Regions from separate parts of the Homo sapiens genome. Here region 1 is linked to region 2. A link is a contact called in ENCODE Hi-C or POLR2A ChIA-PET data. All regions are on one chromosome and are shown on one strand. Each heading gives the region's core, a stretch centred on a gene start or an enhancer-like site at or near the end of the contact. The rest is flanking DNA. Distances are from core to core; before and after follow the strand shown.

Region 1 (5,118 bases), core at 1,917-4,416, 53 kb after region 2:
AGCAAAGGATGCTGACTCCTGACATACATAATGAGCCTACTGTGTGCCAGGCGCTGTTGTAGGCACTGGGGATGGAGCAGTGAACTTAACAAAATGCTGAGATGTGTGTATAGTAGTCAATTAGCGATAAGTGCTGTGACTGAATAAAACAGTAAAGGCATGGAGACTGAAACGGGGTGAAACGGGGAGTGTTATTTTAGGTAGGATTGTCAGACAAGGCCCTTGTGAGTGCTCTTCAGGGACAGTGCTCCAGGTTGGGAGCACAGTGATGGCAAAGGCCTAGAGGCAGAAGCTGGCATGTGTGAGGAGTAGCAGGGAGGTCCAGGTAGACTATTTGGGGCTAGTGGAAGGAGCTGAGGCTGGACAGACAGGAAGATCAGATCCTGTAAGACTCTCATAAGGACTTGGGCATTTATTCGGTGTGCAAGGGGAAGCCACAGTGGGGTTCTGAGCAGAGAGGACTTCAGAGCAGAGTTTGACAAGAGAGGACTTCTGTGTAGGAGGCCCACCAGTTACTGCATGGCATAGAAACAGCAGAGGGCACGGGTAACGGTGAAGAGGGCAGGTGGGAGCTGCTGCACTTATCCAAGGGCCAGGGTGGTGGTGAGGACGGTGGTGAGAAGTGGTTAGATTCCAGCTATGTCTTGAAGGTTGAGCTATGGGATCTGCTGAAGACTGGGATGTAGGAAGTTCTGGGAAAGGACTATTAAGAGTAAGGCCAAGGCTTTTGGCCTGAGCAAATAAAAGCCTTTTCCTATGATGGGAGAAGACTGTGAGGAATAGCTTTGGAGGTGAAAGTCAGCGTTTGGAAACCTTTCCACATTCCCAGTTTTCTTCTTCTCTTACTCGTTTTCTTTGGGAAAGAGTTGGAGGAATGACTCCATCTACTTTACTGCTTCTTTTTTCGGGGTAATACAGGACTTGAATAGTAGTTAAATCACCTGTGTTACCAATGGTCTTTAAACCAAAACTGCATTACTCAATCAGGAAATATATACAGGTAACCTGCCTTTCCTTCATTCTGAGACTTATTTCTTGTTCATAATGCTTGTGAAATCTGAATGCATTTAAATAATGTACATATTTAATATGATGGCATTTCATTCTTGAAAAAGGTGTTATTAATTGGTGTTGCATCTTATGGTTGTTATAACATACAGTAATTAAAGAAATATTATAGGCATTATATATTGAGCTCTTGCGTGCGAGGAACTAAAATGTGTGTTATTTGCCTACTGCCGCGTAACAAATTACCCCAGAATTTAGCAACTTAAAATAGCAAACGTTTATCATCTCACGGTGTCTGAGGGTCAGGAATCTGGAGTGGGCTTATTAGCTGGGTGGTTCCACTCAGGGTCTCTCATGTGGTTGAAGTTAAGCAGCTGTTCTGGGCTGCAGTCATCTGAAGACATGGCCAAGCAGGAGCTTCGCCTTCCGGGATCCCTTGCAGGGTTGTTTGCTGGAGGTCTCGGCCACTCTCCATGTGGGGCCCTCCAGAGGCTACCTGTGTCTGCACAGTGTTGTCATTGTCTCCTCCAGAGCTTGGGCACCACCATTTCTTTTGGCTCTTAAAATTCTCTTCTAGGCTTGGGATTTTAACCCAGGTTTCCAGATGAGGAAACTGAAGCTCAAGGAAGTTGATTACCTTCTTCCCAACTTACAGAAGCCAGTATTAGACTAGGGCCCTGACCCTGATCAGCCTGACAAGAAAACCCTTGTTTTCTTTTCCACGGCCCCACAGAGTGGCCCATGTTTCTCAAATGCTGCAATCTAGGATTGACCCCAGGAACCCCTTTGGGGTCATTACATTTTACTTCCACTGTCTGATGGCATTGGTGTGGTCCATGCGAATACTCACAGCTTTAAAACCATCTGATTGTCTCTGAGACTCATTTTCTCTCCACTTTCTCGGCCTCTAGCCTTCACGGCTGGGTGTCTCAGAGGCTGGGCTCTCTCCTCTGGGAAGGCTGTTGTCTCTGTGTCGCTGGCTAGCCTGGGTCTCAGGGGCAGTGAGAATCCCTGGCGGCTGTCCCTGTCGTGTTTACCACCTTGGCAACAAGCGCTGCTCTTGGCACCACGGTCGAGTCCTTAGCTGGACGGTGACTCGGGCTGGGGGCTCCTTCTTCACATCATGAATTGGTCTTTTGCCAAGCCAAAACAGCGGCTGCTTGCTTTTCAGAAGGAAAGGTTGTTCATATTTATTTTTTAATTAGAAAATGAATGCATGCTCCTTACAGAAGATTCAAAACATATAGAAAAGTGCAAATAAATGAATGTTTTGGTATATTATCATTTTTGTGTGCATACGTATTTAAAAACAGAATTGGAAAAGAACCCAGAATTAGAATCACGCTGTGTTGTGTGCATGTGTATGTGCTTTTGCATTTACTAGTACTTAGTAATAATTTTCACGTGTTACTAGATGGTTGTAAAAACATGATTTTTAATTGGTGTGTAACGTTCTCTCATCTCAATGTAAAATACAGATACGTTTTAAATATACCTTACCGCCAAGGACGAGATTTGTATGGGTTTTATTTTGTTTTTTATTTATTTTTGAGACAGAGTCTCTCTCTGTCGCCCAGGTTGGAATGCAGTGGCGTGATCTCGGCTCACTACAACCTCCACCTCCTGGGTTTAGGAAATCCTCCTCCTCAGCCTCCTGAGTAGCTGGGATTACAGGTGTGCGCCACTATGCCCAGCTAAATTTCTGTATTTTTAGTAGAGATGGGGTTTCACCATGTTGGCCAGGCTGGTCCCGAACTCCTGACCTCAAATAACCCACCCACCTTGGCCCCCCGAAGTGCTGGGATTACAGGCATGAACCACTGCACTGGCCTGTTTTATTTTATTTTTTGAGACAGTCTTGCTCTGTCGCCCAAGGCTGGCGTGCAATGGCACGATCTAGGCTCACTGCAGTCTCTGCCTGAGACCATAATCTCTGCGGTCTCTGTCCATGAGACCATAAATAAAGAATAAGGAGCTTGGCAGGCCCCACGCAGACTTGTTGCATCCCAGTTGCTTGGGGACCCTGAAGGCTGCATAACTCGTAGCCGGGTCTCTGCCTGGAGGAGCGGGCTGGTGTTAATTCACTGACCCGGGGAGCTGTGCCTGCCTGTCAGCCTCTCCATCTTGTTGGTGCTGAAAACCTCTCTTCCTCATTTTGGTCCCTGCTATGGCTTTTTATTCAAGGCTGTGGTTTGAGTTCTACCACAAAGCAGATAATGTGGCATGAGCAGCTCACGCAGGGACTGCCCTGCCTCCCTGTCTTCACCTACAGGGGCTGCCGAGATGGGGAAGGGCCCCACCCCTGAGTTCCCCTTTGTCTTCCTTGTCTCCTTTGCAAGGAGAGTCCTTTATTTGTTCTTTTAATGCAACTGGCCTCTCTGAAGAGGCTTTCCAGATCAATTTGGCTTGTCAGGGGTGCCAGGCTTAAGTTTTCAGGCATCTAAAGAAGTGGTGGGGGAGAGGGGATCAGACTTTTCTTTCTCTTTGTGGCTTTCAAAAGAAAATCACGGACGTTAAAATAAATGACGCAAATATCTGTATTTTTTGTATCAAAGAGACAAATGGCATAAATGCAGATTATAGGGTATTCCTTAGAACTGTCCATCACACAGGAGCTCCTGGGAAAGGCAAGCAGCCCGCGAGGCACCACCCGGTTTCACTGAGCAGAGGGTGAGTGGTGGCTTCGCGTTTGGGCAGCCTCCAGGGGGTCGGCATATTTAGATCATCGTCTCACGGATTGATTCAGGATTGTCTTAAAAGCCAACTCGGTTTCCAAGTGTTTCATTCTTGCATGCACGCTTAAGAAAGTCAAAGCCATTTCCATTGTCTTCTGTTTGATCTGCACTGACCATCCTTCAGCTCCTGCCTCCACTTGCGTGATGCTTTCTCTTCTGGTTGAAGAACTGGCAGCGTTGGTTTGGGCTGCTCCTCCCTCCCTCGGGCCCCCTCCCTGTGGCACGGACTTGCCCTGCTGTCGTGGATGATGGTCTGTGTGCAAGGGGTTGAGTCCCGTTTGCCATGCTCCTGGTGTTTCTAACTTCTCAGCCTTTCGTTTCACACCCTGCCATGATGACAGTATATCCATTTTTCATTCTTTGGGACATTTTCTCTCCAAGGAAAGATGCTCATGCACGTTTGCAGTGGGTGAACTGTTGCCTTCCTGTGATCAGTCATTGGTAGGGCTGCTTCTGTGTCTCCACCCGTGAGTCTCCATCACCAGTTGAGGACCTTTGGGTCTCCTGACTCCCAGAAACTTTTCCAGCTTCCCATGGTCTGTGCTTAGGGTGTATTCTGGGCCATGGCCTCCTGGAAAACCATTTTCCCAGCTGAGATGGATTCCCCAAGGTCCCTGGCCTCCAGTGTGGCGGTCCCTCAGAAGCTCATCAGTGACCGGGAATGGAACTGACTGCTATAAAGTTGTGAGCCTGCCCAAAACTGGGCAGCAGAGGTGTTGGAATTCAGCCCACCTGGGCTCAAGTGTGGGTTCCAGCCCTTCCTAGCTTGTTGACCTTGAGTGATACTGACTAACATTTCTTGACCATTTGCCCTAGGTTGGCTTACCTTAACTCCATGATGTCTCATTTAGTCCTCACAGTAGCCCTCTGAGAAAGGTATTATTCTTACCTTACTAGGCTTCAAAGAGGCTCAGATCCATGGAGCTAGTAAGTGATGGGCCATTGTGCAAACCCAAGGAGTCGGCCTCCAGACGCACCTCCTCCCAGCCACTACACTGCACTGCCTTAACCCTTGTGCTGTACTTAACCCTTTTGCCAGTACAGCCAAAGGTTCATTTCCCAGAGCCTCCACTTCTGCATCTGCAGAATGGAGGTACAGTGTCAACACTGCAGGGCTCTTTGGAGGCTGAAATGAGATGAAATATAATGGATCAAGCTCTGGCACTAACAAATATTAGTTCCTTCCTTTTGTTGCCCTGGAACAAAGGGTGGGGCATGAGAAATAGAGGGGCATTGATGTTCTGCCTGGCAACCTTGATTGTAAAGAGGGCAGGACAAGGAAGGGAAAATGTAGAGGATCCCCATCATTGTGGCTGAGTCATTTTACCGCAGAAGCCTCCCCAGCAATGGCCTGTGGTTCTGGGGGATGGGAGGG
Region 2 (5,164 bases), core at 1,192-3,691:
CTTTTAAAATAACCATGTTCACCTTTAACTGCAAACGGCTGTGACGAGAGTTGTATTTAATTTTAAATTGCCCATGTCCAGTAACCCTCTGTACCTCTTTAAATAATAAAATGTTTTTAATCTTCCTGCAGCTGTGTTCTCTGTGTGGGGGCTTGCCATTTTTGGAAGAGGAGGGGGCTTCTGTGCCTCCTCTCCACTCCCTTTCTTTTCCCTTTCAAACTCACCGGGACTTCTAGAAAATGCCATTTCACTAAGGGCGGAATCTGGCCCGTAAAGTCTCTGGAGTGAGTGCTGGGAAGTTTATAAGCAGAGGCCGCACAGGGTCAGTCAGTAATGTCAGCCCCTGGGGCTGAAGTGCTTCCTTTGTGGGCAGAACCCCAGAAGTCCCTTTGTATCGCTGACCCATTAAAGACTTTTTCTCCCCATTCCCCGCCTCCAACTTCAGGGGGGCTTGATTTGTCTGTTATAATCGGAAACAGATTTTGGGCTCCTGATCCATTATAGATGTGTTTGAGATGGATGCCAAACCTGAAGCCACTTAAAGAGCATGTGAAAATGTGTTTAGATATAAAGGAAAGAAAGGAAGAGAGAGGATGAGGAAAGAAACAGCCTCTTCCAAATCCCCCAACTAGAAACAATACTGAAATGATAACACACAACAAAAAACAAACAAACAAAAAAACTCGATTTAGGCCCTAGGAAAGCATGGGAGGAGAAAATTAGGCTCCAGAGTCAGCCAAGTTGGTGCTTAGTCTGGGATGAACAGCCCAGTGAAGGAGGTTAAAGGAGGCAGAAGACCACACGCGCACGCGCACTCCCGGAAGCGTGGTTCAGGTGGGGCCTGCCGGGTCCAGGGGAATGTGTGTCCCAGGCTTGGAGCAGAGGGTGGCAGGTGCGTGGGGACGCATGGGAAGCACTCACGTTGTGCCCAGCAGGTCCATGTTTCTATCCCGGAGACCCTTGGGTTAGGAAATATTGATTGCTCTGTATTTGTAAACAATCTTTAAGGGGATCTAGTGCCAACACAAATAGTCAACTTCAGGCGAATCAAGTGGCCTCCTCTCAACAGGGAAGCCCATTGCTCTGATTTTCTGGATCGACACAGCCCCAGATTTATTTTCCTTTTTAATTCTCAAAAGGGGCCCGCTGAGTTGAGCATTGCCCAAGTATTGGTTTCTTTTCATCCCTGTTGAATTTTTTCCCTTCTTTAATGAAAGAGTTGGATTGGCTGTGCTGGGCCCTCCACCCGGTCATGGTAGTCCTGGTGACGCCTGGCTGCAGGGTTTCGAAGGTGGCCCTCATTTCAGCTGTCCTTGAGGCTCACTCCTGTGTTCCCCCTGCCCCTGCCATCCACCCCGCACCCGCCACCCCGAAACGTTTGTAGTACAGCTGCTGGCCTAGAACTCGAACTGATGTGTCTCTCACTCCAAACAAAAAATAAATCTGTGTGCTTTATGTATGTGTTTTAGAGGTGTGCCTGTGTGTTTTTTCTCTTGACAAGCTCATTCCCTACAGCTGTGCAGTCACAGCCCACTTTGAAATCTGCAGCATATATATATTTTTAAGTGAATAAGTACGAAGAGATGGGAAGATGTGGTTTGACTGTAATCCCACGTAAAACACTCTGACCCCAATTTTTAAAAAAGTATTTCATTAAAATGTTGTAGGAGACTATTACTGAGAAGAAGAAAGTTTCTAAGTTGATGGGACTCTTGTGTCTCCTAGTGTAGAGTTGATTTTGTTTTTTGGGGTCACCATGGAGATGAGAAGCATGGGGCTTCATGGCGTCATCTGCCCCCATTGGGGGAGGGCTTGTTGGCACAGGTCACCTCTGGATCAACCTCAGCCTCATCTGCTGGGGATGGGAGAAGCTCAAGTTGGCCAGGGGTTTACCCTATGCCCTCCTCAACCAGAATTAAAATGACCTTTTTTTTTTTTTTGCCTTCGAAGACAACATTGGTAACAATTTATTGAAACTATGGAGCTTAGCAGTGATCAGTTTTTGGATTTTCTCTTTCTTCAACCCCTCCCCTTTCTGGAAGACTTGTAGGAGGATAGGGGAGGTTTTTCTGTGCATAGATTGGCGTCGGTTTCTTAGAAGTTTCTTCTTTTCACCTTAAAAAAAATTGTTTGCATCCTTCCCCTTAGATAAGGAACCGTCAACATCCTTGTTAGAGCCCAGTGCGGAGGGGACCCTGAGGCACATACTGTTTTCAAGGTTAGATAGCAACAAACTTTCAGAGTAGCCGGAGTTTCAGGGGAGGGAGGGTTCTTTGGGTTCAAGGTTACCCATTTTTCCCCTGCTAGGAAGAAAGCCTTTTTGTTTTCTTTTGCCGACTTCTTCCAATAGCTTAGAGCAAATAGATTAGCAACCCAGCAGAAACCAAACCAAGGAACAAATAAAGGGGAAGTTTGCAGAGGGCCCTTGGCTGGGGGCTGGCTGCTGCTGAGGAGGCCAACTTGCGGTTTTCCATTTTCACGGTGAACCGCATTGTCTCAGCGTTCGCTGGTATTCACAAAATCAGAAAGAAAGGAAGGTGGTGGTGGGAGGGCGCACTTTTCAGGAGAGGCTGGGGTGTGGGGAAAGTATGCCCAGCTGCATGTTATTAGCAGCCTTCAAATAAAGTTTGTGGAAGGTTCCGGCCCCCACAGTCATGCCTGGGAAGCTTCTGTGTTCTTAGTAGGTGTTTTGAATTCTGTGGGATGGAACTGAATGTTTAAAAACAGTTACAGGAACGTCTCCCCAAGTAGGTATTCCTGAGAATTTCTGTGTACATGGAACTCTATTTTCTTAGCAAGCATCATTATATTTTTAGAAATGTTTTCTTTTCTCCTTGCCCGTCAGTTAGCCAAGCCTCCTACCACTCACTTTCTGTTGTGTAGTTCTGATTTTCCGAACAGGTGTTTAGATGATGAGGGGTTATATTAAGAAAGTACTAAAGAATACGTCTTATCACGTGAATCAGTATCTTTTTATTCAACATGGATGGAGTGGGAGTGGAGACCAATCTGTTTTATATTCCTGCAATCTGATGAGGGTAAGAAAAAGTTCATGCTGTTCATATTAGCTAGCCAGCCTCTTTCTGTCTTTCCCTCCCTTCCTTCTTTCTTCTTTATTTTTTCTTTCTTTCTTTTGTCTAATACCTAATTCCTTATCTCATTTTTGGGATTTTGAGAGAATAATTTTCATGTGGGGCGACAGAACTAGTGGTTGTAGTTTCACTTGTTTTTTTGACATTAAGGAAACAACAAATAGTCTTTTTTTTTTTTTCCTCAGACTGAGCACACATTTTAAGTGTTTTAGGGGGAAGCTCTGAAGGCAGTTTGTGGTGATTTTTAAAAAAATGTTTTTAAAGCTTTAGTCTCTCCTGGAAGCTTTGTGTGTCCCTGCATTTTCCTCGACGGTCGCTAATAAGAACTGCTGGTCTAAATCAGTGTCTCTGAGAGTCATTGATTCACTAATTGCTCATCATCGAGTCCTGGCTTCCCCCTCCTGCTGAGAGCACTTTTGTTTTCTGCTATTCTGCAAGGACTTGGACAGATTTCTGGAGTGTTTAAGAGGTAACCAATAAAAGAGTTTGGCGTGCCCCTGTTGGTAATTGTGCTTCTCGGAGGTGACCACGTCATTGGTATCCGGGCTCCATAAACAAGGGGCTGCCTTACCAGTGACCTTTCCCGCCTAAAACCGAAGGCCCCAAGGTCGCTTGTCTGATGGAGAATGTATTTCCCGGCTCACTGTGAGCCTCGACTTAATTTGTTCCTTTCCTAAGGCAAAATGACCTTCCAGTAAACCCACACCCCCTCCCCCGCTTATTATTATTTATTTATTTTTCTGGTGAACAAACAGAATTAGGAAAGGTGTGTTCTTCCAGGAGAGAGCGGGCAGTGTGGGAGGAGATGGCAGTCTGGCTCATTAAAATGCCGAGGTAGGTTTAAGCTGATTGCCAAGTGCGGGTCCTGCAGGTCAGAGTGTGATGCCCAGAAACAAAGCAAGGCCTAGGGAGAGGCTGGCCTGGAGGCAACTGGCTCGCGCCGCAGAGAGTTTTGAAGCCACATTTCTTCATTGGAAATTTAAAAAGAAAGAAAAAAAGCAGCCCCTTTTGCTCCATATTTATCATCTCTATAGTACCCTACAAATAAGTGGTCTCAAAAAGTTGTTTTTTTTTTTTTTTAATTTGCTGAACCTTTATAATAGGACCCTTTCTGAGGGCCCCGTGAGCCCAAGAATGCCTCCTTGCAATGTGAGTGTGGGAAATTAGTGCAGGCCCAAGGAAAGGAAGTGTGAAACTGCTTCCCTCAGTGAACACCCAGCCTGGCGAGGCTGTCCTGTGTGTCTTGGAAGCCCTGCTGGGCCTGAGTTTGGGTGCCATATAATTTGCTGGCCTAGCACCCCTTCCATGGGTCCCTCTCGGCCAGCCTCAAGGAAGGGGTCCTGTGGGGGACAGAATAGTGTGTGTGAGGGGCTGTCTGCGGGTGGAGGACTGCCGGGGCTTACCATCCTAACTTGTTGCTCAGTCGCGGAGTCTTGCATGTTGACTCTCCTGGGCTTGGTTGGCCGCTGCTGCTTTCCTGTGGTTGTTGGTTTGTGTTAGGTGTTTGGTCCTCTGGTTTGCTTTGGGTACTGGGACTTTAGCCCAGGGAAGAGGCCTGTGGTGCTTCTCTGCCTTTCGGCTCCTACGTGGGGCATTGGAAAGCCCTTTCCCTGCCTGGTTGAAACCTTCGCAAACTGCACACCTGGCCGGCCTGGCAGTCAAATGGATTCCATGGCAGCCCCTGCCTAGAGCGGAGCAGGATGTCTGTTTCGGCCGGTTATGAATGAAATCAGAGTCCTGTGCTGGCAATGCCATTGTGCGTAAGGAGTGCAAGGAATGCACTGGGCCATCTTCCCAGAGAGACCCTATAGACGAAACAGATGTGGTCAGATGAGCCCCTGGAGACAGCAGTAGTGGGGAGTGTGGGAGAGCAGGCCAGGGCGGCACCAGGAGGAGCAGGAGGAGCTCCAGGAGGATTCTGAGCCTCCTCCTCCTCCTTTATTCCTCCATCCCTCTGTCTGGGGTGGGATGTTTGGGAGAAGAGAGGCAATGTGGTATGGTAGATAGGCCTGTTCTTTGGAGACAGTTCTGGGATTGAATCCTGGCTATGTGACCTGGCCAAGTGACATAAC

The links. Hi-C counts contacts between places; a loop is a spot of excess contacts on that map. ChIA-PET counts read pairs that join two places held with the same protein, here RNA polymerase II (POLR2A). Pooled maps may share reads with other maps.
Region 1: a map with no recorded cell type shows a loop between it and region 2 (4-fold over the local background). The contact joins two enhancer-like sites. A Hi-C loop is called at or near these places in 3 of 168 maps with a recorded cell type or tissue (endothelial cell of hepatic sinusoid, heart left ventricle and mesothelial cell of epicardium), 2 of 37 single-sample maps with no recorded cell type and 4 of 50 pooled maps. POLR2A ChIA-PET finds 5 or more read pairs at or near these places in 4 of 52 experiments (A673, B cell, BJ and 1 more).

Annotation. Positions count from the first base shown.
Region 1 is chr17:57,335,550-57,340,667 of GRCh38, forward strand. All of the region lies in intron 5 of MSI2 (musashi RNA binding protein 2), which reads left to right. Among named protein-coding and RNA genes, the nearest start is that of MSI2, 82 kb to the left of the region's middle. RefSeq lists a silencer at 3,017-3,184 and an enhancer at 3,086-3,235. Within about 2 kb of position 3,167, at least 3 of the 41 ENCODE cell types and tissues checked have a DNase peak (open chromatin) inside an H3K27ac peak, as active enhancers do.
Region 2 is chr17:57,282,975-57,288,138 of GRCh38, forward strand. All of the region lies in intron 5 of MSI2 (musashi RNA binding protein 2), which reads left to right. Among named protein-coding and RNA genes, the nearest start is that of MSI2, 29 kb to the left of the region's middle. RefSeq lists an enhancer at 1,864-2,133. Within about 2 kb of position 2,442, at least 10 of the 41 ENCODE cell types and tissues checked have a DNase peak (open chromatin) inside an H3K27ac peak, as active enhancers do.